2 separate regions of the Homo sapiens genome follow, and region 1 is linked to region 2. Evidence: chromatin loops called from intact Hi-C (ENCODE). Cell type or tissue: A673. All regions are shown on one strand. Each heading gives the region's core, and the rest is flanking DNA. Links, peaks and the distances in the headings are about the cores only.

The links. Hi-C counts contacts between places; a loop is a spot of excess contacts. Peaks named below come from ENCODE experiments on the same cell type or tissue, not always from the same donor. Only the 100,000 strongest peaks of a DNase experiment are listed, where the experiment ranks them.
Region 1: it touches region 2 in a loop (5-fold over the local background); 1 of 110 quality-filtered maps calls a loop at or near these places.

What each region holds. Positions count from the first base shown.
Region 1 is chr11:49,214,209-49,231,116 of GRCh38, forward strand. It overlaps the pseudogene LOC124902845. Among named protein-coding and RNA genes, the nearest start is that of FOLH1, 14 kb to the left of the region's middle. In A673, for the core only: a CTCF peak has its summit at 7,089; no DNase peak of the experiment used is centred there.
Region 2 is chr11:48,299,958-48,316,865 of GRCh38, forward strand. OR4S1 (olfactory receptor family 4 subfamily S member 1) reads left to right here and starts at 6,266. Exons shown (of 1, transcript NM_001004725.1): 1 at 6,266-7,195. The coding sequence starts at 6,266. The coding sequence ends at 7,195. In A673, for the core only: CTCF peaks have their summits at 8,000 (motif pointing right) and 8,199; a DNase peak (open chromatin) is centred at 8,014.

The DNA of each region.
Region 1 (16,908 bases), core at 5,785-8,284, 910 kb after region 2:
CACATGAGAATTTAATAGATGCTCCCTTACTTACAATGATTTGGCTTAGGATTTTTCAACTTTATGATGCTGCATAAGTGATATACATTCAGCAAAAACCATACTTCAAGTACTCATACAATCATTTTGCTTTTCGCTTTTTGAACAGTATTCAATACATTACATGAGATACTCAACACTTTATAACAAAATAGGCTTTGTATTAGATGATTTTTTTCAACTGTTGGCTAATGTAAGTGTTCTGGGATGTTTAACTTAGGCGAGGCTAAGTTATAATGTTCAATAGGTTAGGTATATGAATCATACATACCTGATTTTAAATTTATCTCAGTCAGTAACTCGCATATGCAAATATGGGCAAATTGTTCCATTTTGCCTCATTTGTAATCTTTACCATTCCCAGAAAAGGCTCTTCTCAAAGTTACCAATGGTCTAGGTCTTTTCAAAGGCAGTGATCAGTTTTTTGATTCTGTTTTGTTTGTGTGTGTGTGTGTCAGTGGAACAACTGAACCATGTGACGTGGTATAGCCATAAGAATTCTTTAGACCCATAAGAACATCTGTTCTTACCAAACAGGAAAAACATGACAAAGGTGTAGGTTTCCATCAAGATCAGAGGTATTTTGACCTATGTAAGAAGATATTTTAAATAATATAAAAGCCAAAGAAAATTAAATCCAGTGATATAACCCTGAGTGGGTTTGCAGAGTTCTGTGGGAAAAAAATATTATAGGTGAAATCCAAACTGAAGCATGTAATGTACCTGAGCCATAAGATTTGCAAGACCATTTAGTGAGTTGATATGGTGACTACAGATAAGACTGAATATGTTCTATCACAGTAACAGATATCAGAGTCCCTGGTCAATATCTTAGGCGAATATGCATATTCCAACCATCTAGGGGAGTATCCTCAAAGACTTTGTGGTAACACTGTTGTTTCCTTTGTGGGAAAGCCTACTTTTACCCTTAAAATATTTAAAGTAAACATAGAAATATTTAGGTAATTAAACCCATTAGTTAAAATAAGTTTAAGCATATTTAGTATTTCAAAAATGTGATGCGTACTGTTCAGAAGAATATTGACTATTCAATGAAACTTTTTTTTAATGTAAGCTGTATAAATTGAGTAGTTGAGTTCACCTTTTGAGTTTTAAATTCAAAGTACTTACGGTATTTATATGCACTGTGACTGGAATATGGAAAAGAAGTTAAAATCGGGCCAGGCACACTGGCTCACTCCTACGATCCTAGCACTTTGGGAGGCTGAGGTGGGCAGATTGCTTGAGCTCAGGAGTTCCAGACCAGCCTGGGCAGCATGGTGAAACCCTATCTCTACAAAAAATAGAAACATTATCTGGGTGTGGTGGCTTGCGCCTATAGTCCCAGCTACTGGGGAGGCTGAGGTGAGAGGATAGCTCACACCTGGAAGGTTGGAGCTGCAGTAAGCCTGAGTGCAAGCCACCGCACTCCAGCCTGGGTGACAGAGTGAGACCCTGTCTCAAAAAAAAAAAAAAAAAAGAAAAAAGAAGTTAAGATTACTCATAATTATAAATTAAATATATTAGACTTACAAAAATTAATTTTAAGTACTTAGAAATGTTTGTTGGACAGACCATTGAAGTACCTAAAATATTAATAGAATACATTTATAAATGTTATTTAAAATGCTTAACAGTATTTAATTAACTATGTAAAATAAGACGAAGACTATGAGATATCCTGTAAGTTATTGTTAAAATTTATTAGATTTCTAAATAGAGTAAGATATGCCGAGACCAGCTTGGTCTGGGAGACCCTAACCCAGCGGCGCTAGAGGAATTAAAGATACACACACAGAAACATAGAGGTGTGAAGTGGGAAATCAGGGGTCTCACAGCCTTCAGAGCTGAGAGCCCTGAACAGAGATTTACCCACATATCTATTAACAGCAAGCCAGTCATTAGCATTGTTTCTATAGATATTAACTAAAAGTATCCCTTATGGGAAATGAAGGGACGGGCCAAATTAAAGGAATAGGTTGGGCTAGTTAACTGCAGCAGGAGCATATTCTTAAGGCACAGATCGCTCATGCTTTTGTTTGTGGCTTAAGAATGACTTTAAGTGGTTTTCCACCCTGGGCAGGCCAGGTGTTCCTTGCCCTCATTCCTGTAAACCCACAACCTTCCAGCTTGGGCGTTAGGGCCATTATGAACATGTTACAGTGCTGCAGAGATTTTGTTTATGGCCAGTTTTGGGGCCAGTTTATGGCCAGATTTTTGGGGGCCTGCTCCCAACAAAGATATATATATATATATGGAATATCAAGAAGCTAAAGAACAGGGTTTTTTTAAATGTAGCTTCAATCAGTTAAATATTGATTATAAAAATTAAAGTAAAACTCTGAAGAGTTTTCTGTGTATAAACCTGTCCTCAAGGATATAAAAAAACCGTCAGTGCAGACACTCAGAGAGTTTAACAAAGTTAATTGCTAATTCCTTCATTAACACTTTCTCTTCTAGACTGTATGACACCATTGTCCTCTGAAACTGACTGGCGTCCCTTCTCAGTCTCCTTTGCCAGCCCTGCCTTTTTTACCAGACCTTTAAATGTTGGAGTGTTCCAGGGCTCTCCCTTTGGCCCTGCTCTTTTCATTCTATAGTGTCTCTTGAGGTGATTTCAAACTCCAAGTACCATCTATATCTGGCCACAACTGGCTAGAGGTTCACCAAACACATTTCCCTATTGTTCTGGGAATACAGCTAGGCCGCATGTCTCAGTCTCCCTTAAAGGTAGGGGTGTCCTCATTATTGTGTAAGAACTAATAACATATGAGAGGAAGTGATGTATGCCCCTTCCAAGCTTATCCCCCTCCAAAAACCTCCTATACAATTTTCCCCTCTCTTTGTTTACCCTAATGGTTTCTGAAACACACAGAGGCTCTAGCAGAGGATGCAGAGGCCCTGGAGAATGATACAGCCAGACAGAAAGAGCCTAGATTACTGAACCATTGCTAGGAGCGATCAATAACACCCAAATAAACTTTATAGCAATAAAAGAATAAATTATTTTTTTAACTGAATGGATTGATTTGGTACAGAAGCTGGTGCACTAAACACTTCTGATCTTGACTGAGACCTGCATTTTTTTCGTATTTGTTGTCCACTTAGACTTCTCCCTTGAGATTCAGCATTAAATATGTAATTACTTAATTGAGGTCTCCAACTGGAAGTCTATTAGCTCAAGCTTCACATAGTGAAAGATAAGTTGCTCTACAACCCACTGCCCAACAAATTTACTTTGTGCCTCCCCAATACCAACCCAACCTATTGCCAGACTTCCCTCCCTGTCGTACCTGAATAAATGATGACACCACTCTTCACAGCAGTTCAGGCTAAAATCCTGTCACTCTTGACTATTTTACTCATAACCAGCAGCTACCTCTACTTAGTCCTAAAAGGGAAAAAAAGTCATCTTTTCCTTGTAAACCTTTACCTTTACTCTATTTTTCTCTGCTAAACAAAGTTTAAACTTTTTATCAAGATGTACAAATCTTTGCAAAATCTCATACAAATCTAGTCTTGCGATGAACTTCTACCTTGAAAACCTCATGCCCCTGGTCACTGTGAAATGGATGAAGAGTAGATATCTGACTCAGCTTTGGAGAATATTTTTGCCAAGGTGTTGAATTCAAGTTTAAAGTGACTGGAAGCATTACATGAGTGGCTAGCTAGCTTCTACCTCACATATGAATTGACTAACAAAGAAAGCAGGATTAACTAGAAAGCAGAATAAAGCAAGTGCCCAGAGAGGAGCAGAAACAATATTAGAAATGGAGCACTCCTTCAATTTATAATCTCCAAGATCTTGATTACTGCATTTCCTGAGACCCATTGTCATTTCTACATTTGGCTTCTGTGAGACATTCTTGTATCTTTATAATAAGCCCCTACCACCATTACTCCCTCTCTTTTTTGCTTAAGCTAACTGGAATTGGTTTATTTTATCTACCGTATAGAATCCTGAATAATTAAGCTTTCCAGCCTCATCTCTAATTCACTAGTACTCCCCGATTCCCTTCTGCCATCACATATGAAAACTGGATACATTGAACTTCAAATGGTTTCTAGAATATTGTTGGCTATTTTGTGATATTAGGATTTAAAAAAATCTGTCTCATTTGCTTGTGATATTCGCTGCCACTTAGCTTTCTGGAAATGTTTTAGTCATGCATTAGGGCTCGTCTCAAATATCACCCTTGCATTGGACTTATTTGGACCTTCTGCAGGAAGATATTTTTATTCCATCTTTTGTGCTGTCATAGTACTCTATCTACCCATCTGTAATGACATGAAGGACATGAAATCATTATTGAAAGATTTTCTTCCTCATTAGACTGACGCAAAGGCAGGAATGATGCCCAATTAATTCTGAATGCCTCAAGTATACCACACGATTTGACCTACAGTTGTATGTCTATTTGTCAAATGAGGGAAGAAATACATGAAAGAAGAAACTGTGCTAGCCCTGCCAATTATTATTTTAGCAGATATCTTATTTTAATTGTTTAAGTTTCAAATGATCTTTGTGGTATACTGGCTTATTTGTTTAGTTTATTTCTCAGCACATTCTTTGCATATTTTATTACCCATCAGCAATAAAAGACAAGAAGGGAAAGAAGGAATTGTAATAATCAGCTCTTCACACCCTTATTTCTCTTCCCTAATATTTCCCCAAGTTTTTATTTTGTTCTCACAATTAAGTCTATACTACTTAGAAAATAAGATTAAATCTTCTATGCTCCTTTGGTTAGAAATTTTTCTGGGATGGATTTAAAGTTGAACATCTATTGCAACTTAAAATTTTTGTTAAAGTTGCTCTTTCTTTCTAATAGCAATTATGTTGGGCTAGAGGATAAATAGTTGGAGATAATGGAATTTTCTCTTAGTGTTATTGCTGCCTCCATTCTTCTATATCTTGTAATGGACTCTTTGGAGATTATAATAATAATGAATACTAGCTTAATATTTATCAACCACAGAGCCGGGGGCTGAGCCAAGTGGTTTTATATACATTGCCTTATTTACTCCTTTTCTCAGCACTGTGACTATAGTACTTTCATAATACGTATAACTTTAGAGGTATTTTGAGTTACTAAGAAATAACATGAAAACAAGCTCTTTGAGCCTGTAAGATTACTAGCTAGGACAGCTTTGTAAGAGAAAGACCTCTTTACCCTTCAGGAGTAGCAGGAAAAGTATGCTATTCAACAGGATTGGCTTATCCACCTGACTCTGACATAATCATATATGAAATGATACTGATATCAGCTTTCTTTCTCCAATTGTTGATAATTTGGTTCATTATTTCTTGTCCTTCCTCATGAGTAATTTGATCTGTCCTGTTCCAGTTCTTCCCTTCCAGAGCAGGAAAGTCAAAGGAAAGGAGGAAGTTGTGTAGAAGAAAAGTTTCAAGGGGCATTCTCCGGAAGGACTGAAACATTATGCTAACCAGTCAAAACATATTTTGAGAAGTTAAATTTGGATTAGAAGTCTCTTTCTATAAATTTTTTTTCAATTTTTAAAAATTTTTATCTTTAAAAAATGTGTTTTTCAAATTTTATCAAAAAGCTCGAGCTTTGTCCTAGCTGAGCTCACAGGAAAAGGAATGTTTTCAGATCTCAGATCTGAATAAGTGGGGGAACAGCTTATCTCTGAGGGGGCAAGCTGGTAAGAGGGTCCCATTTGAAAAACTCAGAAACAAGAAAGGATTTTAAGTGGGAACCAGGAGTTTCTCTTCAAAATAATCCTTTACACTCTGTTCATTAAAATATATATATATTTTTATATATTATATATTTAAATATATATTTATTTAAAAATATATTATATTATATATAAAATATATATTATATTTTATATACATATATTATATTGTATATATAAAATATATATTATATTTTATATACATATATATTATATTGTATATATAAAATATATATTTAAAATATTATATATATATATGAATTTAAAAAGTAGTCCTTTCACAAGGTCTAAGGATTTCTCCACTGCTGATAATCACAAGAGAACAAACTGAGTCTCTAGATAGGGAGAAAGTGAGAGTTGCAACATAGTTCCAGACTCCAGAAGAAAAGGGTTCACGTGCCACGGATTGCCAAGATATCCTGTGATAACTTAGCTTCTGCTTAGAGTGCTTAGGCCTATATCTCCTATCTACTATTTTCTCTATTTCTTGGGAAAGCTGTCTGATTCCATCTGTGTTTCTATCTGGATATTTAGCACTTATCACCATTTTATTATATTATTATATATTATTCAACTGGATTTTGTGGTTTAAGAGAATGTTGGGCTAGGAATCAGACCAGTGGTTTAATGCACTGAAAAGACATAATAATGTTATAATAACTAACACTTATTGCTTATTTGCTCTGTGTTGGGACTATGCTTAATGCTTTACATGGAATGTTGAGAATTACTGAAGTGTTCAGTGAGCAACAAACTATGAAGGTAGATCTATGTGATAAAAATTTAGTTTGGTAACAGAATAAAATATGTAAAAAGAAGTTATCTGTGGTGTATGTGGGATCATTGGTGTGCTTTGTCCTCAGACATAAGTGTAGGAGGGGGCATTTCAGATGAATGTTGCTATTTCTACAAGTCAAGCCAAGTAATTCAATAGAATAAAAATTTGCCATTATTAATTATTATTACTATTAATTTTGTCAAGCCTGGGCAGCTATATGTCATACCTTCAGTAAAAAGGAATATCCATAGCCTAGACATTGAAACTAATATATTTATTGTTCCAGATGCTAACACAGCTGAGTGATGCCCTTCATTCAGGAGCTCCTGGGGAACACAGTGCTATATAATACAGTGAAATGGGAATCAGTGAGAAGAGGAAAAATAACTTCATCAGGAATGTGAATCCAAGATTCTTAAAAGGGCAGAGTACTTTTCTCATTCATTGTTTTTTTTTTTACCTCCATTCAATTAAAGAGACTTGGGGTCATCGATGTTTCTTTTCTCTTCCATTTCATTTTTGACTTAATACACAAATGGAGTATGTTATTGACAGAGGGTCCCCCTTGTGGTCCAGCGTAAACTCCGTCATTCAATCAAAACTGCACACCAAAAACCTATATGATTCATAAGCAAGTGGCATAGGTGTTTGCGCTACGTCATATTTCAACAGGTAGCATACCTCCAATTTATTTGTTTATTTTTGAGTTGCTTAGTTTGTATTTGCATTTTCTGGGTACTAGATTCCTGACAAGAATCAGGTAAGGCTGTCATAGCCCAATATATGGAGTTCTATAACTCAGCACTTTAAAGAAAATAGTCCTCAGGACTTTAAAAAAGTTTTTAAAAGGCAAATTAAATAATTATTTGTATTTTAAAAAAATCTTTGTGCTTTTAAAATGCTATTAATTTAAACATGATTATGGACAATAGATTGCTAGTGATGAATGATGGGGTTTTGGACGCACCAGACATTGTACAGCTTCCCTTGGGGCAAGCATGGTGATCGATGTGGGTTTCGCAAGCTGGAGTCATTCAACTTGGTGTTCTAGTCTTGTATATATACTTAATTTCATATTTAAATTGTACAATTATGTTATTTTGACTATAGTCAACCTGTTGTGCTATTAAATACTAGATATTATTTATTCTTTCTAACTATTTTTTGTACCCAATAACCATCCCCACCTCACCCTCAAAGCCTACACTACCCTTTGCAGCCTATGGTAACTATCCTTCTGCTCTCTACCTCCATGCGTTCTATTGTTTTGATTTTTACATCCCACAAATAAATGAGAACATGAAATGTTTGTCTTTCTGTGCCTGGATTATTTCACCTAAAATAAAATGTTTGTCTTTCACCTAAAATAATAAAATGTTTGTCTTTCTGTGCCTGGATTATTTCTCCTCAAATAATGATCTCCAGGTCCATTCATGTTGTTGCAAATTTTTTTCATGTGTCTTTACCACCTGTTCTGGTACCATACCCATCTGTGTTCAATTTTTTTTGTACTGAAAAGTATATATATATATCTCCAATTCCCTGTGATACCGAGGAAAGACAGCATACACACACACACACACACACACACATATGTATATGTATATATATACATATGCATATACAGCTACTGAGTGACAAGTGGTATGGTATAATATCACCTGTCACTCAGTAGCTATCATATATATATATATAAAACAAGGAATTGTTTCCAGGAACCCCAAAGATACTGAAATCTGAGGACGCTCAGCTCAAGTCCCTTATGTAAAATGGCATAGTTATATTGTTTCTCTGACTTTTGGCTAAGATGAAGTTTAGTATCTGTTCTTATCAGTTTAAAGTGGCATAGTATTTGCATATAGCCTATGCATCCTCTATACATTAAGTAATCTCTAGATTACTTATACTACTTAATACAACACACATGCTATGTAAATAGTTGTTATACTATATTTTTTATTTGTATTATTTTTTATTATTGTATTGTTATATTTTAATGTTTGTTATTTCCAAACGTTTTTAATTCATGGTTGGTTGAATCTGTGAATGCAAAATCCACGGATATGGAGGGTCGAATGTACACACACACACACACACACACACACACATTCATAATTTTCAAAGTCCACAGTAAGTATCAAGCAGTGTGTGTTTACCTGCATGTGTAGGTGAATTAACTCTGTTCCTGAGGCGGTTTTATTTCCCTCCAATGGATTCTACTTTATTTCTTAATGTCAAGAAATGGCTTATCTCTATCTGAGTACCTGTACTTCCTTTCTCTGTCTCTCTCTGCTGTCTCTGTCTCTATCTTAGTGTTTGTGTGGGTGAGAGATCACCATTCTGCCTGCACCACTCAAAATGCAGCTCTCCTAACTAAAAGATTGTATTATTCACGGAGGTCTCAAACGAAAATGTTTCTCCCATTGGACAGAAATGAGAATGCCCTGGCAACCATATTAGGGAAACATGATAATTTACCACATCCTCTCTGTATTCTTGTTCATTTATTTTTCATTCTGTCGTACTCTGTACCTTTTTATAGGCCACTTCAATTTGTTTTTTACTAGAGCTGGAAACATGTTACTTCTCCTATGAACCAGCCAAGTTTTTATGTGCTTATTATGGATTCAACATACCCCTCTTCTCAATTCACAACAAATGGCTCCTCTCTATCTGAGATAGAGCAAGTTGAAGTCCTATCCCTCCAGTACTGTACTTTACAATGTGAAGGCTTGGGACAGATTCTCCTCCACAGCCCCCAGAGGGAACCTATCCCACTGACACCTTAATTTTATACTTCTAGCATCTATAACTGTGAGACAACAAATTTTTGTTGTTTTCAGCCACTAAGTTTGAGGTGATTTGTTCTGGCAGTCCTAGGAAACTAATACAATGCCTCTATTAAAACAATTCATCTTGTTTACTCCAGTGTTTTTTTTTTTGGCATATCTGTTTCAGACTGGACTATGTACTCATCAAGAGAAATGACCTTATCTGTCATATACTTCACTCTGTGGTATTTATGTAAGGGATATAAAATGTAAGACATGATATGCTATGTAAGATATGATACCTGCCTTAAAATCCAGTGTTTATTCATCAAATTGTTACTGAGTGCCTGATGTAATTATGTAACAGCCACTCCTCAGGATACTGGTCATACAACGGTGAGCCCAGAGATGATGGTTTCCTCTCTCGTGGAGCAAACAGTCTGGAAAATGGTGGGGTGGGGGGACATTAAAAACACAAACAAAAAGAAAATAATTGCACAAAAATAATTGTCAAGCAGGAGAAAAACATCTGTATGTAAAGAAGAGGAAGCAGCGATCATTCTTGGCCATGGGATGATCTGGAAAGGCTTCTAAAAGGGGCAGTAGATTTTAATAAACAGCACACACAGAGAGACTATTTCCTTGTGAAGAAGAGAATGGGGAAGGACCCCTGGGTCATTAGTAGTTCATTTGCCTGGAGCATAGAGAAATAGAGTAAGTAGAGTAATCATGGCAATAGTTTTTTGGGTGTTTTTAAAATGCTTACTAAGTATCAGCCTTACATTATCTCATTTACCTTCACATTTTTTTGACGTAGGCTGTTGTCATCCCAATTTACAGATAAGGTTGTTGAGTTTTCCTTAATCGTAGCTTTATACTTATTATTATACCATACCACCTGTCACTCAGATTTATTCCTAGGGATAACTATAATTTGAAATGAGATCTCTGACTCCACAGGCTCTGTTTTTTTTTCATTCCACAACAGAGAATTATTCCCTAAAATGCAGAGTCAGAAAGATAGGTTGCAGGCAGATTTTAGAATACTTCTATTACTAATCAAAGACTATAAAAATATACTTTACAGTAAACAAAGGGGAAAATCAAATGTCTGCAAAGTAGTAACATGATATACATGCTAAAACATTGAAATAGGAAAAAATATTGGGGGAAGTAGGATTCCTTAGCACTTACTGAAGGAAAGATCCAGATAAGAAATGTAAATGTACTAGGCTTGGTGGCTCACACCTGTAATCCCTGCACTTTGGGAGGCCGCAGCTGGTAGATCACTTGAGGCCAGGAATTTGACACCAGCAGGGCCAACATGGTGAAATCCCATCTGTATTAAAAATATAAAAATTAGCCAGGCCTAGTTACATGCACCTGTAATCCCAGCTACTCAGGAGGCTGAGGCAGGAGAATCGTTTGAACCCGGGAGGTGGAGGTTGCAGTGAGCCGAGATTGTGCCACTGCACTTCAGCCTGGTCGACAAAGTAAGACTCTGTCTCAAAAACACACACACACAAAAAGCAAAACAAGTTATGTAAATCCATCATCAGAATGACTTAGTGTGAACAAGAAGCATCTGAGTTGTCTGCTAAAAATTCCTGCTTCTTCGCAATGAGAATATTCAAAAATCTCGCTTCAAGGTGGTGGATAAATTACCTCAATTTGGTCATTACACAATGCACCCATTTAAACACACATCGAAACATCAGGTTGTACCCTATAAGTATGCACAATTATTATGTGTCAATTATATTTTTGTTTAAATTCTACTTCCAGTCACCACTCCAGAGGACTGCTGACGTGAGGAGGTTTTAGACAATATTCTGTTCTGGCCTAGCCAAGGGATTAGGGAGGCAATGTAAGCCAAACTTCCTTTTTCACAGCAAGCTCTTGGACTGCAGGGATCAAATTTCATTCATCTTTTTATTCCCTTTTCCCCTAGGTCCCAGACCCTTGCTCATAATAAGCATGTGGATGACTCGAATTGAATTGTAAGAGTGAAAGACTCTTGTGAAAGAAGAATCATTAAGACTGTGTGAATTTAAAAAGAGAACGAATTCAAGAGAACATGCTTTGTAAGTCTGGGAAAGAGAACGTGCACGGTACAAGGGCGGTAACATGTGACCAAGAAGAGAAGAGTAAAATGAACTCACTAGCCAATTACATTCGAGTGATCTGCTACTTAGAATGCATGACTGAACTCCTGGGTGGTCTTATAGCCACTGCGTACTTTTCCTCTGCCAGACTTTGAAAGCACTTTGAAGACAGGGTGTCATCTAAAGGTTGGTGATTTGTATTGAGTTCCCCCACCCTAGAACTGGCAGGCACCATTCTCTCTGATAAATATCACAGGAAGAAATCAGAGAATTGTATTTTCCTTTGAAATAGTTGGAAGATATATAGAAAAGCCTAATGTGGTTTTCTCAGTTGGAAATTTTCCAGGACATAAGGATGTGAATGCCCATCTTCTCAAAAGACATGCTGTAGATGCCAACAGATCTGAGCAGCAGGATGGAATGTATCGAAATAAATGGCAGGATTATCCAGTGCTGGAGCCCTTATTTAAGAAGCCCATATTAATTGAGCTGAATATAGTTGGCATTCCAACAAATATATGCTGAAAGGAAAATAGCAAAAACAACTTAGGGGATATGTTCTCTCACGTGGTTGATAATTTGTTTCCTAACATTCTGTCACTGAACCTGGCTGGATATGGAAAAGTCCATTCTACTTTCATTCTACTTCAGCTACTCAGATCTTAGTTGTACCCTAGAACTTTTCATGATGGATAATTGTACCCTTCTATACTTTTCATTTAAACCATGTCACTCACCAATAATTACCTACCATTTTCAGCTAATTGCCTCTAGTGCCTTGGCTCCAAACATTCTTTGACCCAACTGTATTTACACTTTTCCTCATTCCTTTATACCCCTAAAATTTGCAGTCCCCTTCTTACTTAGCTAATATTTTACAATCTCTCCCACAAACACCCTCAAATGGCTTTGCATCTCTCTTCTTCATTGTGTTACTTTTGTAAAATCCAGACCCTATTTAAATACAATGTTCCATGTATTCTGTGCCTGAACCTATGCAGCTGATGTAGCTGAAGCAAAGCAGGGGTATTGGTTGGCCTCACTTTAAATTCTTCATCCTTAATTGGAAATGTATCTTCATACTCCCTGGTAATCCTACTTTATATATTTTTACACCTATTACTTTTCCTGAACTTCCAATACTGCCTCGCTCCTCTTCATTTTGGTTTATGAACCTGGCTTCCTATTTCACTGGGGAAATAGAAGTAATCAGTAATAACTCGCACGTCTTTTCACCACCACATCGACCAGCCCATCCTATCTGTACATGTTTATTGTCTCTTCCTTCCTTTCTTACTTGAGCTGTACATGCTCCTATCTGATCACACCTATGCACAGGGTCTCATTCTCTTTCACTTCAGCAATTAGACTCTTCCTTAAAAAATAATTTTCTGTCTCAACTTGATTATTCCCACAATAGTGCAAACATGTTGTAATATCTTTTTTCTTTAAAATAACCCATTTTCTTTAAAATAATTTCCAACTATCAACTGATTCCTCTGTTTCTCTCTCTATAAAATTCCTTAAAAGAGATTTCTTATGTTGCTTCTCTCCCTTTTCTCTCTTCCCATTCTCATTTGAATCTACTTCAAAAGGTTTACTATACTAAGAAAACAAGCTCTTCTCAAGATTACCTATGGTTTCCATAGTGCTAAATTCAGTGATAAATTTAGTCTTTGTCTTAATCAGCCTCTCGGTATCTTTGATTCAGAGGGTAATTCTCTCCTTCTTGAAATACTTTCTTCACTTGACTTCTGGGAGCTACTCTCAGTTTTCCTATTCACTTTAGATGTTCCCCTAAGCTCTGTTTACTCATTTATCTCATCCCTCCACTGGAGTTCACTAGGGTTCAGTCCTTAGATCCTTTCTCTATCAGCATTCACTCACAAGGTGATATCACATAGCCTTTGAATAGTATCTGAATATTGATGATGGTCAAATGTTATTTCCCTTGAACTCGAGATTCTATTCAACTCCTACTAAACATCCTTACCTGAACAATTAATAGACACATCAAATTTAATATATCCTAAGTTGGACTCTTGATGTCCTGCTCTTCCAAACCTGGTTCTCTTGCACATTTTCTATCTCATTAAATGTCTATTTCTTCCCATTGCCTAAGCAATTCAGAGTCACTCTCGAAGTGACTTTTCTAATTTCCCCATGCATATTTGATCGATCAGTCGTGTTAATTATGCCTTTTAAATGTGTCAAGAATCTAATTACTCCTCTTCCACTGCTAACTTTTCTTGAAATGACCATCAGCTGTCTCTTGGATAAATACGATGCTTTACTTTTGGTATTTCTGATTCAGCATTTGCTTCCTTATTATCCGTTCTGAACATAGCATCTGGGTTAGAGGTCTTGTCACCTCTGTGTCCCAAAGTCTACAGTGATTCCCACCACCCTCCTTATCAAGGCTAACAAGGCCCTACATGATCTGGTCCCCACTTCTTTTCAGACCTAATTTCTTCTACTTTTTTCAGGCTTCACTCATTAGCCACACTGTCCTCCTTGGTGTGCTTCCACTCTTAGCACATTCCCAGCAAAGGCCTTTTGTTCTGATTGTCCCTCTTCTTGGAGCTCTCTTCCTTAAATATCTGCAAAATATCTGCTTATCTTTTTCCATCACATCCTTCAGGCCTTTCCTCAAATGCCAATTTCTCAGGGAGGTTTTCCCTGGCAACCGTATCTAAGATTACGCTTTCCTACCCCAGCACTATCAAACCCCATCCCTGCACAGTTCTCTTCCTATTTACAGCCATCTAACCTACTACATATGTGACATATCTATGTATTGACTGTTTTCCCCTCTAGAATATATGTACAATGAGGGCATGGATTTTGTTCACTGTTTCATTTCCAGCACCGTAAAGAGAACCTGATATATAGAAGACCCTATATAAGTAACAATTGAATACTTAAAGGCAGGCAACTCTAGGGTTTCTTCCCCAGACCTCTGTACCAGAAATTGAAATAGGAAATAGAAGATATTGAGGATACTAGGTATTCTCTACCTGTGTTATTGACCAGAAGCAGCAACATATAATTTTTCTTTGCAAGGACTAAGCTAATCAATAACGAAGCAATGTCACTGAAAATCACACTCATGGAATGAATTTTAATAAAAATATATTTTTGGATGCTTTTTGTTATATTTGAGAGAATGAATTGAGAATTTTTGTTTTTTTTAAGTCAGGTGGACTCCTAATAACTTTTAAAGGCTAAGTTAAAAAGGTCTCATTTTCTCTAAAGCATTTCTGACTTACCAGTCAGTCAGTCACTCTTTCCTCAGCACATTTTATGTGTGTCTTAACTCTAGCTCTTATCACATTATTTCATAGTTTGCTGTATTGGGTTAATTCCACAACTAGGCTTTGTGTCCCGAGGAGCTACAACTGCTTCTGTCACATAGTAGGTTCTCATAAATCTTTGTTGAATAGCTTATGTAGACTCAGATGCCACAAGATTGGCAATAATTCACTGTTATTACAAAAAGAGAATTAATATAAAACATCACCTTGTTTGTAGATATATTAAAGAAGAAGGGAACCATGAAACACAATCTTAAGGAATTACAATGTGTCCTCTAAGTTTTGGATTTAATTGTCCTACCTAAATCTTAACAAACAAAAGCACATTGATACTTTATTTTTCTTCTTCTTATGTTTTGTATTACCCTGACTTAGTCACCAGATGTCACTATGAGACTGTTGTCCAGGTCACTCTTTCTTTAAACAAGAAGGAAACAAAGACCTCACATGAGGCAAAACCTATGGAGCAAAAACACATGGAGCAAAACCTATGTCCTTGCGGAAACACCTTATAAATGTTAAGGCTAGTAGCTTTAGGGTTTTATTTTAGAGTGGATTTTGGCATGGCTTAGTGTGTAAGAAAGAGCGCTGGACTGGGAATTGAGACTCCTGTATTTTAGCCCCAATTCTGTCATTTTAAAATATTTGACCACCTGGTAGATTTCTTTACCTTTCTGGGCTGTGAAAGATATCCTCATCTGAAAATAAGGGTGGCCAAAGAACCTCACAATCTTCAAGCTCTAACATCCAGTGATTCTATTCCCTTCTTTTGCTAATTTCTTGGAAAGTAGCCAGAAGACTTTACTACCAGGGATGATTTGGGAAGTCAGCATAAGTGAGAATAATGAGTACCTATTGCATACTCTATTTTATTCTAAACACAGTCTCTGCTAGGCTTTGACCTACCATGAAGTGGGGAAACCTTTATGGTCACTCTCACTTCTACACAGTCTCTGTATATTGGTGGTACACATTGTGTGAAATACCTTCTCCATCTAGAGATTGCTTCATTTTTTTATTATAAAAACATTACACAAAATTTGTTTAAGGTGTCATGTAAATATACTTTTAGTGACTGTCATTTTTGGGGTTTCACTCTCAGAGGAAAATGAATTATTTATATTAGGTATTTCTGAATACCTAATCTGAATATGCTTGCTTTTTTAAAAAAACCAGTTCTCTGCAATGTTCACCCATCCACCTACCTAAAATATGCACCACTTAATCTTTTATTCATGCTGCTCCACAGCGTGCCGTAATCATAACCCACTTGTGGTAGACTCAGACACTGTTGTTGTATGAATGCCTCATTTATCTCTTTCTGTGCATATTTATGTTTCAGTTAGCTATTTTCATTGCATGTAGTTCCTTCCATAGTGTGGGTTCTTGTATTCTCAGCCATTTTCTTTGTCATTATTTTACTCAGAGTCGAACCACAGAGTAAATATTTTTGAGAACAGTCTGAATTATATGGAGCCTTTAACACTTAGAGGCACTATCCTAATACCCAAATTATTATATAGAACAAGCTGACACGTGCTTTTATAGAATTATCTAATCCTGAAACATATCTTGAGTATTTACTAAATGCTCCACACTGTTGATGTTCTGGGATTGAAACAACAGATAACACAGTGTGGCACAGAGAGAGCAGGAACAAGCATTTACACAGCAAAGTGGTGACCGTTACAGTGGAGTTGTGTGCAACACACTGTGGGAGGCTAGAGGAAGGCAGCCAGGCTTCACAGAGGATGGTATAGACTTACCCTTGAGCTGACCTTCAAAAATAGTCAGGAAGGTTTGCATGGGAGGTTGGGAGTCTATTCCAGGCAGAGGGGGCAGCAGAGGCAAAGAAAAAGAGGTTTGAGACTACATATTAAACTGGAGAAGTGCATATGGTCTATACTTACTGCTTAGCAACAGAGTAGAATGATTTGCTGGGAGGTGAGACTGAATTAATATTAATCTATTGATTTCTCTTTGAAATTTACAAAATTTTCTCCTCTCCCCTTCCTTCTTTATGTATTTTGGTTCTACTGGAGTCAGTTCAGGTGTTTCTTAGGAAATTGTTCTTTATGATCTCTGTGAGTTGACATTAAAATATACATTATGTATGTTCTGTGACACATTGTTACTCTTATATGTTAGTTGTTTAACACCTATATGGGCTCTTGCCTCAGCTAAACAGTGAGTTCTCA
Region 2 (16,908 bases), core at 6,682-9,181:
CAGCTTTTGTTTGCCTGGGAAACTCTTTACTTCTCCTTCATGTTTGAAGGATATTTTCACCAGATATACTTTCTAGGGCAAGAGTTCTTTTTTTTTCCCTTCAGCACTTTACATATATCATGCTACTGTCTCCTGGCCTGTAAGGTTTCCACTGAAAAGTCTGCTGCCAGATATATTGGAACTCCATTTTATGTTATGTTATTTTATTATTTTTTTCTTGCTGCTTTTAGGATCCTTTCTTTATCCTTGACCTTTGGGAGTTTGAGTTTAAATGTCTTGAGGTAGTCTCCTTTAAGTTAAATCTGCTAGATGTTCTATAACCTTCTTGTGTTTGGATATTGATATCTTTCTCTAGGTTTGGGAAGTTCTCTGTTATTATCCTTTTGAATAAACTTTTACCTCTATATCTTTCTCTACCTCCTCTTTAAGGCCAGTAAATTAAATTTGTCCATTTGAGGCTGTTTTCTAAATATTTTAGAAATGCTCTATTCTTTTTTATTCTTGTCTCTTCTATTTGTGTTTTCAAATAGCCTGTCTCCAATGTCACAACTTCTTTTTTTGCATTATCAATTCTGCTATTAGAGATTCTAATGCATTCTTCAGTATGTCAGTTGTATTTTTCAACCCCAGGATTTCTCCATGAATCTTTTTAATTATTTCAGTATTTTTGTTAAATGTTCTGATAGAATTCTGAATTCCTTCTCTGTATTATCTTGAATTTCTTTGAGTTTCCTCTAATCTGCCAGGACTGTGTCATTCCCCTCAAGGCAATATGTTCCCCCCTGCCCCAGGGTATGTCTAGAAATGTCACCTGGGAACTAGGGCCTGGAATGGGGTCCTTATTACTGTGATTGATGCCTTATCCTATTGTGGTTGGGTGATATCCAAGATGTGAGACAAAAGTCCTCTTTATCTTTCTCTCCTCTCCTAAAGTGGACAGAAGGGTCACTTTTGGAGTCACAAGCTGTGCTGCCTGAATTTTGGGAAAAGGTGGCACAAGCATTTTCATAGCAGCCCAGGCAAGTGTCTTACTAGTTTGTGTGCCCTTAAGTCCACGGACTCTGAGCCCAGCTTAGCACTAGGAATTGCAATCCTTGTTGTCCAGACTGCCTTTCAAGTGTATTTAGGGCCCCAAAACACTTTAGCCCATAGTAGCCGAAGGAACATTTTTTTTGAGGAACATCCATGCTATTGTCCATAATGGACAGAACTAATTTACATTCTCACCAACTGTGTGTAAGGTCCCCCCCCTTTTTTTAAAACATCCTTGCAACACTTGCTATTTTTTGTCTTTTTGGTAATAGTCATTTTAACAGTGTGAGGTGATAGCTCATTGTGGTTTTAATTTTCATTTTTTGATGATTAGTGATGTTGAGCCTTTTATCATTTATCTGCTGGCCATTTGAATATCTTCTTTTGATAAATGTCTGTTCAGATCCTCTACCCATTTTAAAATTGTTTATTTGCTTTCTAATATTAATTTGTTTGAATTTATTTTATATTTTGTATATTAACCTCATCAGATTTATTGTTTGCAAATATATTCTGTAGGTTGTCTCTTCACTCTGTTGTTTTCTTGGCTGTGCAGAAGCTTTTGTTTAATGCAATTCCGTTTGTCTATTTTTGCTTTTTTTCTCTGTGTTCTTGGGGTCGTATTCAAAAAAATGATCGCTCAGACCAATGTCATGGAGGTTTTCCCCCACATTTTTCTCCTAGTAGTTTTATAGTTTCAGGTTTTACTTTTAAGTTTTTAATCTGTTTTGAGTTGATTTTTGTTGTGTCTCTTCCTGGCTTTGTTATCAGGATGATGCTGGCCTCATAAAATGAGTTAGGGAGGATTCCCTCTTTTTCTATTGATTAGAATAGTTTCAGAAGGAATGGTACCAGCTCCTCCTTGTACCTCTGGTAGAATTTGGCTGTGAATCCATCTGGTCTTGGACTCTTTTTCGTTGGTGAACTATTGATTATTGCCACAAATTCAGCTCCTGTTTTTGGTCTATTCAGAGATTCAACTTCTTAGTGGTTTAGTCTTGGGACAGTGTATGTGTCGAGGAATTTATCCATTTCTTCTAGATTTTCTAGTTTATTTGCGTAGAGGTGTTTGTAGTATTCTCTGATGGTAGATTGTATTTCTGTGGGATTGGTGGTGATATCCCCTTTATCATTTTTTATTGTGTCTATTTGATACTTCTCTCTTTTTTTCTTTGATAGACTTGCTAGTGGTCTATCAATTTTGTTGATCCTTTCAAGAAACCAGCTCCTGGATTCATTAATTTTTTGAAGGGTTTTTTTGTGTCTCTATTTCCTTCAGTTCTGCTCTGATTTTAGTTATTTCTTGCCTTCTGCTAGCTTTTGAATGTGTTTGCTCTTGCTTCTCTAGTTCTTTTAATTGTGATGTTAGGGTGTCAATTTTGGATCTTTCCTGCTTTCTCTTGTGGGCATTTAGTGCTATAAATTTCCCTCTACACACTGCTTTGAATGTGTCCCAGAGATTCTGGTATGTTGTGTCTTTGTTCTCGTTGGTTTCAAAGAACATCTTTATTTCTGCCTTCATTTCGTTATGTACCCCGTAGCAATTCAGGAGCAGGTTTTTCAGTTTCCATGTAGTTGAGAGGTTTTGAGTGAATTTCTTAATCCTGAGTTCTAGTTTGATTGCACTGTGGTCTGAGAGACAGTTTGTTATAATTTCTCTTCTTTTACATTTGCAGAGGAGAGCTTTACTTCCAACTATGTATGTGGTGTAAGATGAGAATCTAATTTAATTATTCTGCATTTGGATATCCAGTTTTCACAGCACCATTTATTGAAGAGATTGTCTTTTCCTTATTGTGTGTTTATGGCATTTTTGTCAAAATCAATTGGACTGTAAATGTGTGGATTTATTTCTGGGCTCTCTATTCTGTTCCATTGGTCCATATGTCTGTCTTTATGTGCCAGTACCATGCTATTTTGATGACTACAAATTAGTAGTAGATTTTGAAATCACATAGTGTGTTGCTCCCAGTGTTATTCATAATTACTTAGGTCTTCTGGGTCTTTTGAAGTTGTATATGAATTTTAAGATTTCTTTCTGTGTTTGTGAAAAATGTCATTAGACTTTTGATAGGGATTTAATTGAACCTGTAGATTGATTTTGACACTATGAACATTTTAACAATGTTAATTCTTCCAGTCCATGAACATGGGACATATTTCCATTTATTAATGTCTTCTTCAATTTATTTTACCAATGTTTTATAATTTTCCATGTGCACATCTTCCAACTTTTTGGTTAAATTTATTCCAATTATTATCTTTTTCATAGTGATTCTAAACAGAATTGTTTTCCTGACTTTTTGGGATAGTTTATTGTTAATGTATAGAAATACTACTAACTTTTGAATGGTAATTTTGGATATTACAACTTTACTAAATTTGTTTATTAGTTCTAACAGCTTTTTTAGGGGGAGAGACTTTAGGATTTCTGTATCACACATCTGTAAACAGAGAAAATTTAATTTCTTCCTTTCTACTTTTGATGACTTGTACTTCATTTTATTGCTTAATTACTTAGGGTAAGAGTTCCAGTATGATGTTGAATAGAAGTGGTGAGAGTAGAAATTCTTGTCTTATTCCCAATCTTAGAGGAAAAGCTTTCAACTTTTTGCCATTGAATCTGATGTTAGTTGTGGGCTTGTCACATATGGTCTTTATTGTGTTGAGAATTACATTCTTTCTGTAATTAATTTGTTGAGAGTTTTTATCATAAAATGATGTTGAATTTTGTCAGTTTTTCTTCATCCATTGAGATGATAATATAGTTTTGGTCCTCAATTCTCTTAATGTAGTATTTGCATATATTGAACCATCCTTGTATCTCAGAGATAAATCCCACTTGATCAAAGCAGATTATCCTTTTAATGTGTTGTTGAATTTGGTTTGCTAGGATTTTATTAAGGAATTTTGCATCTATGTTCATCAGGGATATTGGCCTGTAGTCTTCTTTTCTATTAGTTTCCTAGGGTGGCTTTGGTATTAGGGTAATGTTGTCCTCATAAAATGAGTTTGGAAATATTCCCTCCTCTTCATTTTGTTTTGGAAGAGTTTGAGAAGGATTGGCATTAGTTCTTTAAATGTTTGGTAGAGTTTAGTAGTAATCCGTTCCTGGGATTTTCTTTGATGGAAAACTTTTATTATTTGTTCATTCTCTTTGTTCATTATTGGTTTGGTCATATATTCTATTTCTTCATAATTCAGTCTTGTTAGATTGTATGTGGCCAGGAATTTATCTGTTTCTTTTGGGTTATTCAATTTGTAAGTCTATAATTGTTCATAGTAGTCTTTTGTGATTCTTCATATTTCTGTGGTATGAGTTGTAATGTCTCTTCTTTCATTTCTCATTTTATTTATAAGTCTTCTCTCTTTTTTATTTGATTTTTAATGTATTTTCAATATCTGTGTTAAATTTCTCATTTTGGTTTTTTACTATGTTCCTGATTTTTTAAAAATGATTTCTCTGTATTTTCCTTTACTTCATGAAGCTTTAAAAGCAATTATGTTGAATTATTTTTCAGCCTGTTTACATACCTCCATTTCTTTGGGGTCAGCAACTTGGAAATTATTGTGTTCTTTTGGTGGTATGATTTCTTGGTGTTTCATTGTTTCTTGTTACCCTCTTATTGATGTCTGCACATTTGGTGGAGTAGTCATCTCTTGCAAATTTCATTGGCTAATTTCAGTGTGGAAAGATTTTCTCTTATGGGGCATGATGGTGCTTTGCAATCCTTGTGGCCCAGACTGACACAAGCATATAATGGGATGGACTGAGTGGGTGGGATGGATTGGTTTTGGCACCAGTGGGATGTGGCTTTATAGTCTTTGTGTGGCCCTGTTAGCTGACGTCAATGTTGACCCAGATTTGAGGGATCCTCAGTGGCCAAATTCTTGGATGTTTGCAGTGACAGCAAGGGTTTTCAGGCTCGTTGCTGGTAGTGGCTGCTAAGGTCTTCCTTATTTAATTTTCTCCCACTGGGGAAGTTGTGGCTTAGGGAACCATTTGACATGGTTCTGGTATGTGTGCTTCCTCTTGATGTTGGTGGCACAGGTGTATTTTGGGTGGCACCTATTGTGCAGCCATGTAACTGAGGCTTGGGTCATGGGCACACCTGAAGGAACTATGGTTCTGGGATCTGGAATGATAATGACACTGGTGCTTAGGGTGAAGACACTCCTGCCACCACATAGGTAACAGTGCTAGAGGTGTGAATGCTTTGAAGCAGCCAGGGAGCCAAGAATGGGAGCATAGATATATGTAGAGTTACAATGGCTCTGGAGTTGGGGTAGGGACTAACTTTCTGTGGAGGGTGAACTGGTGCCCAAAGTGTGGGCATGCCCAGAGAGACCTTGACTCCAGGGCCCAGAGCTTGCTCTAGTGATGGCCCAGTGTCTGATACATGGGTGGGTGCAGTGCAGTCCCAGACCCTGGGTCTGAGTGTGAGCTCTCAAGGGGCAGCTGCAGTTTGGGGTTTGCATGGTGTTGGGGAGGTGGCAGCTCCTTTTCCAAAGTAGCTCAATAGCATCTGCTTCTTGCAGGTGGAGGCAGTACAGTTGTGTCTCCCTCTCTAGGGTTTCCTGGTGGGAATGGCTCTTGGTTATCTCAGTGGCATAAATGCTAGCGTTCTCTGCAAAGCAGGGATCTTGATGACTACCACCACATGGCTGATACTAATTGCCTCAACCTTTCCTGTTTGTTCCTAACCATCTCCTGGCATCTCAAGTATGCAGATATCACTAGAAATCCTTCGTGTGCGGCTATTCTCCATGTTTTTGCTCCTCTGTATTGCTGCAGATTCTTTAATGGGCCCTTGAACCCTCGCAGACCTATTTTGGTTTGTGGATAGCTGTCTCTCTCTCGCTCTAGAGATATATATATAAGATATACATATTTATATATTATATATTTAAGATATATATATTTATATATTATAGATTTATATATATTATTATATATAATATAAATTATATATTATATATATAATATATATTATAATATATATTATATATTATATATATATAATATATATTATTATATATAATATATAATTTATATATATATATAATAATATATTATATATATTATATATGTATTTTTTGTGATGGGGATGAAGGCTAGTATCTTTCTTACTCCATAATCTTGGTGGTATCTCAGAAAACTTTCTTATGTCTCATAATTTATGTCTTTGCAGAGCCAGCCAGCCACTTTGTCGGTCATCAGGGCAGATAATCCATGGGTGCCAAGAACAATGTGACTGAGTTTGTTTTATTTGGCCTTTTTGAGAGCAGAGAGATGCAGCATACATGCTTTGTGGTATTCTTCCTCTTTCATGTGCTCACTGTCCTGGGGAACCTTCTGGTCATCATCACCATCAATGCTAGAAAGACCCTGAAGTCTCCCATGTATTTCTTCCTGAGCCAGTTGTCTTTTGCTGACATATGTTATCCATCCACTACCATACCCAAGATGATTGCTGACACTTTTGTGGAGCATAAGATCATCTCCTTCAATGGCTGCATGACCCAGCTCTTTTCTGCCCACTTCTTTGGTGGCACTGAGATCTTCCTCCTTACAGCCATGGCCTATGACCGCTATGTGGCCATCTGTAGGCCCCTGCACTACACAGCCATCATGGATTGCCGGAAGTGTGGCCTGCTAGCGGGGGCCTCCTGGTTAGCTGGCTTCCTGCATTCCATCCTGCAGACCCTCCTCACGGTTCAGCTGCCTTTTTGTGGGCCCAATGAGATAGACAACTTCTTCTGTGATGTTCATCCCCTGCTCAAGTTGGCCTGTGCAGACACCTACATGGTAGGTCTCATCGTGGTGGCCAACAGCGGTATGATTTCTTTAGCATCCTTTTTTATCCTTATCATTTCCTATGTTATCATCTTACTGAACCTAAGAAGCCAGTCATCTGAGGACCGGCGTAAGGCTGTCTCCACATGTGGCTCACACGTAATCACTGTCCTTTTGGTTCTCATGCCCCCCATGTTCATGTACATTCGTCCCTCCACCACCCTGGCTGCTGACAAACTTATCATCCTCTTTAACATTGTGATGCCACCTTTGCTGAACCCTTTGATCTATACACTAAGGAACAACGATGTGAAAAATGCCATGAGGAAGCTGTTTAGGGTCAAGAGGAGCTTAGGGGAGAAGTGACATTCCAGAGAATCTCAATCCAGCTAGGAAATTGGGAGACTTTCCATCTTGTAGCATCTAACACAGCCTTTTTATTTCCAGTCTGATGTTTGCAATGGCAATTATCCTCCTAGCTCTTGTTGTTATAATAATTCCACATATTCTTTCAATCCTTTATTCATTAAATATTTATTGGATGTTTACAGTGAGTGAGAATACAAATAAAAGTAAGATATAATCTTTCCCTCAAGGAGAGTACAGTCCAGGATGCTTTTAGTGCGATATTTAAGAGCTCATTCAGGAAACGTGTGAGGGCCTGTGAATGAGGGAGTGTCTTGGAAGTCCAGATATCTCATTGATAAATGAATAAAATCACTACATAATTCCTTTGTGTTGGCTAACACAGTGCTCAATGGAATTCATTCTTTTCTTTTAAGAGTAAAGAGCCACTTTACTCTTACCCTTTCATGCTCTCAGCAGGCAGATAAATAAATAAATAAGTAAATAAATAATGTGGAGAGGTCAAGGGATTTACTAAAAGTTACACTTTAACTCCAGAGCAGGGTGAGGACTAGAACACAGGTCCCTAAGTCAGCTTTCAGAGCTTTTCCTCAGGACCTCTTGATAAAGTGTGACTAAATGGACACCAAGCAGGAATGACCAAGAACTTTTGAAAGACCAGGAATGATGGTGATGATGACTTGGGATGATGAAGAGAACAACCAGGAAGAACAAGTTGTCAGCACTTCTTTCAGTGGTGCTGATTCCTCTCTCCAGCAGAACAGCTGACTGCTGCCCTCTTTAACCCCTGTTGCTTTGCTCCATTTTGCCGCTAGAGGGAGCCAAGTTTGTACAGAATGCAATTAAACGAGCCGGATTAGGTATCTCTTAAACATTCGTGGGTCATGTAACCTCATTGGGCCTCAATTTCCACATTTACAGAAGGAGATATTGACAATACCAGCTTCAGAAGGCTGTGAGAGGACCTATAAGACTTTGTAAAGACCTAAATCAAAGTCTGTTGTTCAATGGTGGCTGCTAGCTGTTTTAACATAATATCTTCGATTCCCCTTTCTCTTCCTATTCACCCCTCTATCCTTTCCCTCAAAGCCCTTGTAACCAAACTATCTGATTATTTCATTTACTCCAAAAATGTTTATTGAACACTTAGCATTTGCTGGGTGATATTCCTGGGGCTAGAAGTACAGCACAAAAGAAAGCAGGCAAAACTCTTTGTTCTCATGGAGTTTATATTTCAGTGTGTGGTAAAAGCTGACCCTTACTGAATTCTTCCAATCTGCAGACACTCTTCTAAATATTTTAATTGTATTAACTTTTTTGATCCTTTCAACAACTTCATGAATGAGATATAATCATCAGGAATGTGATGAGAGTTGGGTGAGAGTGGTGGTAGTAAAGAAGACTCATTAGTACCATCTGATGCTGAACAAACACAAATGCAAACGTTGATCTTGATTATGAAAAAATAGTAGCAATAAAATAGCAGTTGACACCTTGAAAGCATAATATTCTCAGAAGTTTTCATACACCAGCTTAATCTGTGTTGGATAAATAATCCCCTTATAAAACTCCTTGGAACAATGTGGGAGCATGCATGAATGGTTATTCAGGTTTAAAGGTAAGTGGCCGGGCGCAGTGGCTCACGCCTGTAATCCCAGCACTTTGGGAAGCCAAGGCGGGCGGATCACGAGGTCAGGAGACTGAGGCCATCCTGGCTAACACGGTGAAACCCCGTCTCTACTAAAAATACCAAAAATTAGCCGGGCGTGATGGCGGGCGCCTGTAGTCCCAGCTACTCGGGAGGCTGAGGCAGGAGAATGGCGTGAACCCGGGAGGTGGAGCTTGCAGTGAGCCAAGATCGCGCCACTGCACTCTAGCCTGGGCGACAGAGTGAGACTCCATCTCAAAAAAAAAGAAAAAAAGATAAGTGGAGATACAGACAGGCTAAACTATGTACATAGGCCACACACAGACTTCTGATTGCTAGTTTAGTGCTCTTTCACTACTGCTTTCATACAGTATTTTAAAGTAGAGTGATAGTGGTATGTATGTCTTACATATATATTCAGGCATGCATGTATGTATATATATATATTCATGAAGATGAAGACAGGTATATAAGGCGCAATCTCAGCTCACTGCAACCTCCACCTCCCAGGCTCAAGTAATTCTCATGCCTCAGCCTCCCTAGTAGCTGGGACTGCAGCACATGCCACGAACGTCCTGCTAATTTTTGTATTTTTAGTAGAGACGGGGTTTCACCATGTTGGCCAGGCTGTTTCTGAACTCCTGACCTCAAGTGATCTGCCTGCCTCGGCCTCCCAAAATGGTGGTATTACAGGCGTGAACCACCATGCCTGGCCTCTACTCTTTTCTTTGAGGAAATTGAAGCACTTACATCATGGATTTGTCAGATCAGAGGTGACTGGAAAGCAATCACTCAGGAATCCCACTCTTTGCCTAGACTTCTATTTACAGAAGATTGACCAACTCAGGAGCCATTTTAAGGTGTGAAATCATAGGTGTGCTTGATATGGCAGATGTTTCTTTCTGCTTCATGCTGGGTTGAGGGAAGAGGGGGAAATTGGGTTGGAGGAAGTAGATCATGTACTTCAGGGGAAAAAAGTCATCTGAGTTTCAGCTACAAGTGAGAAGACTGGATAAGTACTACAGGAGGAGCTGCATAAGGTATGAGAACTTGGCATTAAGAGAAGAGACTGCTGTATGATACAGTGGAAATTACACTAGATGGAAAGTCAGGAAACAGGGTTCCAGTTGCAGAGCCATCCCCACCTCCATCCAAGTTCTCAGGGCTCCCATTTCCTGATGTATACAATTAAGGAGATTGGTTCGAATCTCTAAGGACCTTCAGCTCAGATATCCTATGATTCCATTTTGTTCAGGAATATAGACTACATGAAATCTGGGTCAATCTTATTTTTTTCTCATTTTATTCACATATTTCCTTAGAATTATTTTTAGGTGATTTTATAAAAAGAAAATATTGCATACAGTTCCCATAGATTTATGGACTTGACATAATTATCACAAGAGGGAAAAATATCAAATTAAGAAGATTTAATTGTGTTTTTCACTACTCTTCCTCTCTAAGAGACAACTCCATTTTAATGTTCCTACTACAGGTATTCTGAAAGTTACTAGTAGATGAAGCTCATTGACTGGTCACTCAGCTACTCTGTCAGTACATTTACCCTTCAGTACTGAGTTTTCCGGGAGGACTTCTTAGTTATAAATACAAACAAGATGTAATTGTTATTATAAATTTACTTATTCTGCTGTGGTTGGAGAGAGAGCAGAGAAAGAATGTGGTGGTAGGTATGGTATTGGGAAGGGACTATGAACTTCTCCTTCTTGGAAGGTGAAAGTGTCCACAGTGAAGGCAGAAAAGGAAGGTAGGCTAGAGGTGAGAAGGCGCCCCATGGCTGATTTCTTTCGTAAAAGATTGGAAAATATTATTACTTAAACATATTTGATACAAATAATGTATGTATTATTTAATATATGTAATATGTAATACATAATAAAATTATATATTAATGTTATAAAGCATAATTAATAATCATCTATGAACTTGTTATCAACTTAAGAACAATCCTAATAGCTTGTGTCATATGTGTCTTCTCTATTCTATTTCTTTGCCTTCACAGTGATAACCAATATTCTCGTTTGGTTGATGACTTCCTTACTTTATGAAAATAGATTTAACATATGTGTATATACACCTAACCAATATGTTGTTTAATTTTTCTTATTTTTAATTTTATAAAAATAGTGTTACACATTTGTAGTCTTCTGACTTGCTTTTTTCGCTTAACATAGTATTTCAAAAATTCATCCTTGTTGTTGAATGTAATTGTATTTCATCGTTTTTACTATTGCACAAGATGTCATTGGGTGAATATGCCATAATTATTTTACTATTCTTTTTAAAATATACCTTGGTTGTTTCCATATTTCTCAGCTATCTGAGTGCTGTTATGAACATTCTTGTATGTGTGGAAAAGTTTTCCTGGGGCATATACCTAGGGATTGAATTGCTATGTTGAAGGGTATGCAAATGTTTCAACTTTACCGAAAAAATGTCAATTTGCTTTTGAAAGTGGTCGTACCAATATTCACTCCCTACAGCAATGTATAAGAGATTCTGATGATGTACATTCTTGCCAACACATGGCATGGTCAAAACACTTTAACAGTTTTGCCAATCTTGAGGGTACTCATAGTATACCCTATGTCTTAGTCCCCTTTGGTTGCTATAAGAAAAATGTTATACACTGGGTGGCTCAAACAACAAACAGTTACTTCTCACAGTTCTAGAGACTCCAAATTAAGTCCCAGATTCAAGCACTGGCAGCTTTGATATCTGGTGAGCTGGGGACCTGCTTCCTGGTTTATAGATGGCCGTCTTCTTTCTGTGTCCTCACATGGTGGTAGGGGTGAGGGTGCTCTCTACAGTCTTTTTTAAAGGAGGATTAATCCCATTTATGACAGCTCCATAAAAAGAAAGATATTTTTTAAACAAGCACAAAAAGCACTAACAATGGAAAATTTAAAACTAACTACATTGAAAATAAAAGTGTTTAGCACAGAATAAAATGAAAAGATAAGCCACAAGTTAATCTTATAACTGATACGTAACTGACAAAGGATTAGTCCAAATATACACAAAACTCTTAGAAATCTATTTTTTAATTCAAATAAATCAATAGAATAATAGGCAAAAGATATGATAGGCAATTTACAGAAAAGGAAGCACATATGAGAAGATGCATATGAGTTATCTCATAAAATACAAGTAATGGGATACCTTTGATTTGGTTAGGTGTTACTAGGCAAAAAGTCTTTTGAAAATCTAAAGGCATAGATTTCTGTGGAAGTAACTTATTAAAGAAATGTTCTTAGGATAAACTGGAAAGGGGATACTGGAAGCAAGACAGAGTAGTGGAGAAATCTAAACAAGGATGCAGTTTCAAGTAATTTTCAGCACAGGATCACTTTAGCCTTATCTTGCAGGGAAATGCTGGAGTGTAAATGATGCCAAGAGTTGTTTTGATTTGAGTTAAGGATGTAGCTTTCATATGCCCACACCATTCAGACGTTATTTAAGGGCTTCTCTGGGGCTGGAGTGGGGCGAAAGTCCCAGGTACTTTTGTTTGTCCATTAATATGGGGAAAATGGACTCCAGTGGCCCAAAGGCAGCAGGTGGTAGCTGTTGAAAATTGTTATGGTTTGAATATCCCCATCTACAACTCATATTGAAATTTAATTGCTATTGCAACAGTACTAAAATGTGGGGCCTGTAAGAGGTGATTGGGGGATTAGGTCTATTTAAGAATGGATTAATGTCCTTATCCCAGGAGTGGGTTAGTTATTCCAGGAGTGGGCTACTGATAAGAAAGATGAATTTGGCCAAATTTCCTCTCTCCGTCTTGCATCCTTCCTCACCATGTAATGCATTCTGTCACGTCTTCATGTCTGACATGTCTGAAGACATGTCATCATGTCTTCAGATGCTGGCACTATGCTTTTGGACTTCTCAGCCTCCAGAACTATGAGTCAAAAAAACTTCTATTGCTTATAAATTACATGGTCTGCAATGGAGAAAAATAGAGAACCCAGAAATAAGACTGCACTGCTGCAACCATCTGATCTTTGACAAACCTGACAAAAACAAGCATTGGGAAAGGATTCCCTATTTAATAAGTGGTGCTGGGAGAACTGGCTAGCCATATGCAGAAAATTGAAACTGGACCCTTCCCTTACACCACATACAAAAATTAACTCAAGGTGGATTAGAGTCTTAAATATAAAACTCCAAACTATAAAAACTCTAGAAGAAAATCTAGGCAATACCATTCAGGACATAGGCATGGGCAAAGACTTTATGATGAAAACACAAAAAGCAATTGCAACAAAGACAAAAATTGACAATTGGGATCTAATTAAATTAAAGAGCCTCTGCAGAGCAAAAGAAACTGTCATTAGAGTGAACAGACAACCTACAGAATGGGAGAACAGTTTTGCAATCTCTCCATCTGACAAAGGTCTAATATCCAAAGTCTGTAAGGAACTTAAACAAATTTACAAGAAAAAAACAAACAAACAACCCCATTAAAAAGTGGGCAAAGGCCATGAACAGACACTTCTCAAAAAAATAAATTTATGTGGCTAACAAACATATGAAAAAAAGCTCTACATTACTGATCATTAGAGAAATTCCAATCAAAATCACAAGGAGATACCATTTCATGCCAGTCAGAATGGCTATGATTAAAAAGTCAAAAAACAACAGATGCTGGTGAGGTTGCAGAGAAAAAGGAATGCTTTTACACTGTTGGTGGGAGTGTAAATTAGTTCAACTACTGTGGAAGACAGGGTGGTGATTCCTCAAAGCTCTAGAGGCAGAAATACCATTTGACCCAAAAATCCCGTTACTGGCTAAATACCCAGAGGAATATTAATCATTCTATTATAAGGGTATATGTACACTTATGTTCACTGCAGCACAATTCATAATAGCAAAGACACGGACTCAACATAAATGTTTATCAATGATAGACTGGATAAAGAAAATATGGTATATATACACCATGGAATACTATGCAGCCATGAAAAGGAACAAGATCATGCCCTTTGCAGGCACATGAATGGAGCTGGAAGCTGTTATCCTCAGCAAACTAACACAGGAACAGAAAACCAAACACTGCATGTTCTCACTTATAAGTGGGAACTGGATGATAAGAACACATGGACACATAGTGGTGGGGGAACAACACATGCTGGGGCCTGTTGGGGGTGGGGCTGGTGGGAGGGAGAGCATCAGGAAGAATAGCTAATGGATGCTGGGCTCAACACCTGGGTAATGGATTGATCTGGGCAGCAAGCCACCATGGCACATGTTTACCTATGTAATGAACCTGCACATCCTGGACATGTACCCCAGGACTTAAAATAAAAATTTAAGAAAAAAATATATCATGCCAGTCTCTTCTGGCCTGTAAATTTTCCACTGAAAAGTATGCTGCCAGGTGTATTAGAGCTCTATTGTATGTTATCTGTTTTTTGTTTCTTGCTGCTTTAAGTATCTTTTCTTTATTCTTGACCTTCGGGAGCTTGATTTAAGATGACTTGTGGTAGTTTTTAGGATAAATCTGCTTGGTGTTCTATAACCTTCTTGCACTTAGATATTGATCTCTTTCTCTAGGTTTCGGAAGTTCTCTATTATTATCCCTTCGAGTAAAGTTCCTACCCCTGTCTCCTTCTCTACCTCCTCTTTAAGGCAAATGATTCTTAGATTTGCCCTTTTCAGGCTATTTTCTAGATCCTGAAGTTGTGCTTCATTATTTTTTATCCCTTTTTCTTTTGTCTCCCCGACTATATTTTCAGATAGCCTCTCTTTAAGCTCCACAATTCTTTCTTCTCCTTGATCAGTCCTGCTATTAGAAGACTCTGATGCATTCTTCAGTATGCCAATTGCGTTTTTCCACTCTAGAATTTCTACTTGATTCTTTTTAATTACTTCAATCTCTTTGCTAAACTTACTTGATAGAACTCTGAATTCTTTTTCTGTTTTATATTGAATTTCCTCGAATTCATCCACATAGCTAATATGAAGTCTCTGTATAAAGGGTCGTGTATCTCTGTTTCTCCAGGTTTGGTCCCTGGTGCCTTATTTAGTTCATTTGGTGAGGTCATATTTTCCTGGAGTCCCTTGATGCTTGTAGATATTTGTCTATGTCTAGGCACTGAAGAGTTAAATATTTATTGTAGTCTTGTGGGTCTGGATTTGTTTGTACTCATCTTTCTTGGGAAGGCTTTCCAGATATTCACAAGGACTTGGGTGTTGTGATCTAAACTGTACCTGCTTTACAGGGTACCAAAGCCCAGTAATCCTCTGTTTCTTGAGGACTTGTTGAGGTACCACCTTGATGGTTTTGAACAAGATCCAGAGGAATTCTCTGGATTACTAGGCGGAGACTCTTGTTTTCTTCCCATACTTTCTCCCAGATGAAGAAGTCTCTTTCTGCTCCAAGCCAGCTGGAGCTGCGGGTGGAATGACACAAACCCTGCTATTGCCACCACTTGTGGGACTGTGCTGAGTCAGACTGGAAGCCAGCACAACACTGGGTCTTGCCCAAGGCATGCTATAACCACTCCCTGGCTACCACTTTTGTTTGCTGAAAGCCATGGGGCTCTATAATCAGCAGGTGGCAAAGCCAGCTGGGCTTATGTCCTTTCCTTCAGGGTAGTGAGTTCCCTCAGGCCCTGGGCAGGTGCACAGGTGCTGTCCAGGAGCCAGAGACAAGAGTCAAAAATCTTAGAAGTCCACTTGGTGTTCTATTATGCTGTGGCTGACGTGACACTCAAACCATAAGATGCAGTCCTTCCACTCTTCCCTTTCCTTTCCAAAGGTAGAAGAGTCTCACCCCATGACCTCCAACACCTCTGGCCCACAGGGAGTATAGCCAGACTGCTGCCAATGTTCCCTTAAAGCCCAAGGGCTCTTCAGTCAACTTGTGGTGAATGCTGCCTGGCCTGGGACTCACCCTTCAGAGAGGGGGCTCCCCTATGGCCCAGGGTCTTGTCCTGTAGCCACCACTTTAGGAATATGCTGAGTCTCACTTGAGACCAGCTAGTCTCAGTGTCTCAGCCAAGGCCCTTGATGTACTACCTTTGTATTACTGATAGTTATTCAGGGCCCAAGGGCTCTTCAGTTAGCAGGTGATGAACACTATAAGGATTGGGTCATTCCTTTCAAGGCAGCAGGTTTTCTTCTGACCAAGAGTATGTCTAGAAATGTCCAAGGGCTAGGCCTGGAAAGGGCCCTCATGCCTCTGACTGGTTCCCTATCCTGCTTGGCTGAGCTGGTATCCAAGATGCAAAACAAAATCATTCCCACTCTTCCATCTCTTTTCAGCTGGTAGGAAGAGATCTCTTTTGGAGCCTCAAGCTGTGCAGCCTGGAGTTATGGGAGGAGTGATGCCAGCACTCTCAGAGCCACCCTGGCTAGTGTCTCAGTAGGTCATATGACCCCCCAAGTCCACTGTCTCTGGACTCAGTTCAGCACTGGGACTCACTTAAATGTTGCAGTCCTTGTGGCTAGTCAGCCTTTCCAGTTTATTTGGAGCCCCAGAACAATTTAGCCCATAGTGGTTAGGCTTGTGGGAACTCAAGTTCCAACCACCAGGATTGGCAACTCCCCTCTGGCTAGGGCTGGTTTAAATGCACCCTCCATGGGTGGGTGCCAGTTGAGTTTGGTCTGCTTTTGCTCTGTGCTATAACAAGGGGAGGACTGAGTTCAATGCCTTACAATTACTGGCTATCCCTCTCCTCAGGGCACAGAAACACTCTGCACCACACTGCCCTGCCAGAGGATGGGGGAACAGTGGTGTTGGTGATACAAGACTGTTTTTCCTGCCTCTTCTGTGTCTCTTTTAGCAATATGAAGTTGAAACTAAGTACTGTGGGTGTTCACCTGATTTTTGGTTCCTATGAACGTTCTTTTTTTGTGTAGGTAGCTGTTAAAATGGTGTCCTTGCCAGGGGGATGATTGGTGGAACCTAGTTCACCATTTTGCTCCACCCCAACCAACAAGAATCTCAAGACAGTCTCTTCCATACATGTTGTTGGAAAAACTGGGATATCCACATGCAGAAGAATGAAACTGGACCCTTCTCTCACACCATAAACAA